Linked DNA regions of Mus musculus: region 2 is linked to region 1. A link is a loop called in an ENCODE intact Hi-C map of the cell type or tissue named here. Cell type or tissue: heart. All regions are shown on one strand. Region 1 overlaps Btbd11 (BTB (POZ) domain containing 11). Region 2 overlaps Cry1 (cryptochrome 1 (photolyase-like)).

Region 1 (2,500 bases):
CACAACCAACAGGAGGAAGGGGTGGGGCTCTCCATCCAAAGGGCTGTGAAGGCAGTTATTTGGGAAGATATTCATGCTACAGCCTTGTCTCACACTATACACCAGTATAACAATTTTTTACTAGAGATAGTCAGAAAGAATTAAAATTGTAAGCAATGCCAAGTTGGTTTCTGCCCCTGTCTCTAGGCAGAAAGGGGATGAAGTATAGCATACATGAGAGGGGCTCTAGCACTGCACATCGCTGTGGAACTGAAAACTTTACGGGCAAAATTCCAACGTCAACGACAAACTGAGATACCTTGGTTCCACTAAAGGACTTCGTGCCCTGATACAGGAAGAATTCCTCTAAGAAAACAAGAAAACAGTAAAAAATGCTGATAAAAAGCAGGCAAAAGGAAAGTGGACTAGCAGGGAATACATATATAACTAGAGGTGTGCAAAGACTAGTCAGACTCCTAGGGGGAGGGGCAGTACTGAAGACTGAGAATTCAGGAAAGGCTGGTACATTTGAGACACTTCTGTTTTAAAGAAACATTTCCCCAAGGAAATAGAGATTGGAACAAAGATTTGTGTAAGTGTGCTTAGCTCAGCACTAGTCACAAACACTTTAAATATATGATGGGGGAAGGATGGTTAATAAACAAATAGTAATCACTTTATAGAGACACTAAAAGCGACTTAAAAAAGAATATTCATTGACATTGTAAGGTATCTGGAATGTAAAATACTGAAAAAATAAAACAGATAAATAAGTCCCTGGTTTTAAACATACAAGATACACATGATTGTGTACTGAGGATCCCTGACGTTGTCCAAGAAAGTGATTAGCTGTCATTATACAGTCCCTTCTATTCCCTTCGTGGGAGCTCTTTGCAAGAGCTGCCTGTGGAAGAAACAGCCCCATCTGTCCCTTGTAACAGCACTCAGGATTCACACTGAGAATGGCTGTCCATTTGCACGGTCTATGACACCACCACATCCCCAAAGTCCCCTCTGTGACTTGTGGTTGCCTCTCATGGCACCATGTTCAGAATCTGGTTGGTGCTGCCCTATCTGAATGTGCTCTAGGGTCCCCAGACTGACTTTGGTGTCTTTAAACACACCCACCCTAAGAGCACAGTGCGCATGGCCTAGATCTGTCTGGAGCCAACAGCAGACTGGCAGAGAAAAGCCTTTAACATGCCAGTAAAGAGACTTGAAGGTTGCAGAGTCCTAAATACAAACGATGGCCAACCTAGGGGCTCCATCTCCTTTCTGGAACAGGTCTGGTTTTCATTCCTTTTTAAATTTCAGCTGCGACAATCATGTGAGATTTCCATAAAGATGGGCAAGTGTATTTTTAGAAAATTAAAACCAAACCAAACCAAAAACCCCCAAACACTAAGAGAGAGAGAGAGAGAGAGAGAGAGAGAGAGAGAGAGAGAGAGAGAGAGAGAGAGAGAGGCAGGGGAGGGGCATTAATTTTTTTAATCGATCAGCAGAGGGAGCCTGTGTCCCGTCAGCTGCTCGCGCCCAGGCTAAGCACGGGAGGAGATGAGGTCCAAGCAGATTGGTACCTGTTCGCTCATGGTGTTGATTCCATCCGGCCCCAGCAAAGACACTGCCTGCTTCACCAGGTCGGTCCGTCCACAATTCAGCATCCGGAAGCCCAAGTCCTGCTTGAACTTGGCTTCGATGGCCACGGCGTCCAGCTTCCGAGAAGCACAAAAGCAGTCGTCCGCCCTGAGGGGTGGGGAGGGAGAGATGGTCACGTGGGTGCAGCCGCTTTTCCCCCCAGGATCTGGTCCCTGAGATCAAACGTCTTAGCAACCCCCACCGAGCACCTGAGATCCTCGCGGGCTTTTCCTAGGTTTTTGCCTTTTCTAGGTTTCCATTTAAAAGAACTGCCTCAGCCTGCACGGGTGGAGCACTCTTTACTCCTGGAACTCGGGAGGCAGAGGCTGATAGGTCTCTGAGTTCGAGATCAGCCTGGTCTATAACGTGAGTTCCAGGACAGCTAGGACTACATAGAGAAACCCTGTCTCAAAAAACCCAACCAAACAACTGGTGTCTCACTCCGCGCCCGCCCCCCCCGCCCCCCCCCCCCCAATTTCTGGCGGTTCTAAATCCTGTCTTTACTGAGCTTAGGTGTGGTCCCTCAGTGTGCCAGTAGAATCCTCAGCTAAGAATCATTTCATTATGCAAATATTTAGGCATTTTTTAAAAAAATAGGTTAGGTTCTCTGCTGAATGTTTTATCTGAGTTGTTACATTCGGGTCCCACACAATAGAAGGCATAATTCCTATGGGGGGACTGTCCAAAAAACAGGAATGAGGAATCTTTCTGAGGCTACCCCATCTATAAGTGATAGCTTGGATTTGAACCAGAGAAGCATGTGTGGAGAACCCGTCTTCGGATCTTCTGTGCCACTCTAGCTCCCGAGTGCAGAACCTACTGCTTTCCTGTTCACTTGACTGAGCCCTCATACTTGGCTGTGGACTTCTGAGCAGGCATTTGCCTG
Region 2 (2,500 bases), 470 kb after region 1:
AAGGGACTGTGAGTCACAATAAACCCTTCTGTCTTAACTTGCTTGTGTTTTTTATCATAACAGGAAAAGGCACTAAGACAAGGACATCTGGGATCAAGGGATTGTAACACTGGAACTTTATTGATAGTGCAAAATTATAGTACTTGGGAGTTCTGGTTTGTTTTGGTTTAATTTGAACAGTCTTCCTGATCTCCTAGTTTTAGTCCAGTGAAAACTTCTCAAAGGGAAAATTTGGTCTAAGAGAAATTAAATGAATTGCCCAAGATATACAGTTAGCTCATCTCAGTATCTCTGAGCATATAGAAGCTGATTTTCAGGCGTGGTGGCGCACGCCTTTAATCCCAGCACTTGGGAGGCAGGGGCAGGCAGATTTCTGAGTTCAAGGCCAGCCTGGTCTACAAATTGAGTTCCAGGACAGCCAGAGCTATACAGAGAAACCCTGTCTCAAAAAACAAAAACAAAAACAAAAACAAAAAAAAAAAAAAAAAAGAAGCTGATTTTCCTAACTAACCTTTTATATTCTTTCCTTCCTACTTACTTCATATATGCTCCCTAACTACATATCTGCATATGTTACAGCTATTTGATTTATCATATTTTTGTAAAATTGCCTCCTCCCCAACCCCCCAGGTTTTTGAGACAAGGTTTCTCTGTAGACCAGGCTGACCTCAAACTCAGAGATTCATCTTGCCTTTGCCTCCCCAGTGCTGGGATTAAAGGCTTGTACCACCATGCCCAGCAAAAATAGCAGTATTTCTAATGAAAAAGAGACACTCCTTTTCCTGAATGAGAAGGCCTCCAGCTAGAAACAAATAAGTATTACTTAACCTTCTTTTCCTTCCTTCCTTCCTTCCTTCCTTCCTTCCTTCCTTCCTTCCTCCCTCCCTCCCTCCCTCCCTCCCTCCCTCCCTTCCTCCCTCCCTCCCTCCCTTCCTGGTTAGTATGATAGAAACATTTAATACCTAGCTAGTAGAAAGTGCTCACTACAGTAGAATTCTCATTTAACCTAGGTGTGTGGGAGAATTTTAACAGGAAAGCAGCCTGGAAATAATGGTAGTACCTCATCCACAGCTTATAAAAAGTGGAGAAGGAAATATCTTCTAAGATTTTGGTTATTATAATAAATACCAGGATTTCTATTTTGTTTTTAGACAAACATTTTCTCAGGCCAGCTGTCTTTTTTACATTGTTGAATTTTCTGCTCTGAGACTGGAGAGAGGGCCCAGTTATTAAGAACACTTACTGCTCTTCCAGAAGACTTGAATTTGGTTTTTAGAACCCAAGTAACAGCTCAGAATCATCTGGAACTCCAGTTTCAGGCGATCCAGTGCCCTCTTGTGGCCTCTGAGAACACTGCATGCATTGTGAAATACTTCATACACGCAGGGAAAATACTCATACATATAAAATAAAAGTAAGTAATTTAAGCACATTTTAAAATTTTTCTTCTGGATAGAATAGCATCTTATTGTTTCAAGCCATCTTACACAGAGTTGCTGGATGGTTTATCAGGGAAAGCCCTTGTCACCAGGTCTGACAACTTGAGTTTGATCTCTGGACCACATGGTCCAGGGGAAAAGTGACTCCAGCAAGATGTCCTTTGACCTCCATTGGATGTTGAGGCATGCACGCTCTCACACACACATACTAATCAATATATTTATTAATGAATGCAATATAGGTACATGAATACACAGAAAGAGAGAGCTTCCATTTATTCTGGAACATTTATTTCAGCAACACAAAAAATCAGAACTCTGCTAGGTTTATTCACTATGTGTTTAATCAGTTTGTTGTACCTGGTATTTGTAGAACAAGACATCCAGAAATTACACAGTAGACAGACGCACAAAAAACATTTACCAAAATGGACCACACTCACTAATAAAATAGGTATCAGACAGTTGAAGTCTCACAAATTGTACTTTCTGACTTCAACAGAATTAAATTAAAAATCAATAGCAAGAGAATACCAAATATGTATAAGTCACCTCCAGCAGTATTCTGGGGAAAAATTAATAGTTTTCAAAATTATAGAAAGAAAGGAATCAAAGAACTTTTCACCTCAAAGATAGAAAAGGAATGATTAAGCTAGTTACAAAAAGACATGGCAGAGAAGGACCTTCCTGTAAGTCTGTGGTGCGTAAACACATTTAATATTCAGGGGATGTTCTTCTCTCTGGCTTTGCAGTTTTTCTTGTAGAAAGATGTTCATTAATTCATTCCCAGGAAAGAAGTGAGTGATGGAGACTTTAATGAGTTTAGGAGAAAGAACTGGTGGGTGTGGCTCAGACAGTTCCTTTTCTGCTCCACATACACTCCATTCTCCTCTGAGTAACGTTTGTACCCAGAGTGGTAGCCCTAGGCAAGGAAGTGCTGCTTATGATTGGCAGGACAGGTAACGTTGAGTTCAGATGTGAACCGTCAGCAAGCTGATTTGTCCTAAATCTAGTAATATTTCCTTCAGTTTAGCTTTACTACGGACGCTTTTTATATTTTG

The links. Peaks named below come from ENCODE experiments on the same cell type or tissue, not always from the same donor. Only the 100,000 strongest peaks of a DNase experiment are listed, where the experiment ranks them.
Region 2: a loop joins it to region 1, with 6 times the contacts of the local background. A loop is called at or near these places in 2 of 42 quality-filtered maps.

Annotation. Positions count from the first base shown.
Region 1 is chr10:85,624,125-85,626,624 of GRCm38, reverse strand. It overlaps Btbd11 (BTB (POZ) domain containing 11), which reads right to left. Exons shown (of 17, transcript NM_028709.2): 5 at 1,557-1,722. Among named protein-coding and RNA genes, the nearest start is that of Gm40731, 35 kb to the right of the region's middle. In heart, a CTCF peak has its summit at 1,499 (motif pointing right); a DNase peak (open chromatin) is centred at 1,634; H3K4me3 peaks cover 655 bases; H3K27me3 peaks cover 867 bases.
Region 2 is chr10:85,153,224-85,155,723 of GRCm38, reverse strand. The region is part of intron 2 of Cry1 (cryptochrome 1 (photolyase-like)); the gene reads left to right. Among named protein-coding and RNA genes, the nearest start is that of Mterf2, 26 kb to the right of the region's middle. In heart, a CTCF peak has its summit at 1,343 (motif pointing left); no DNase peak of the experiment used is centred here.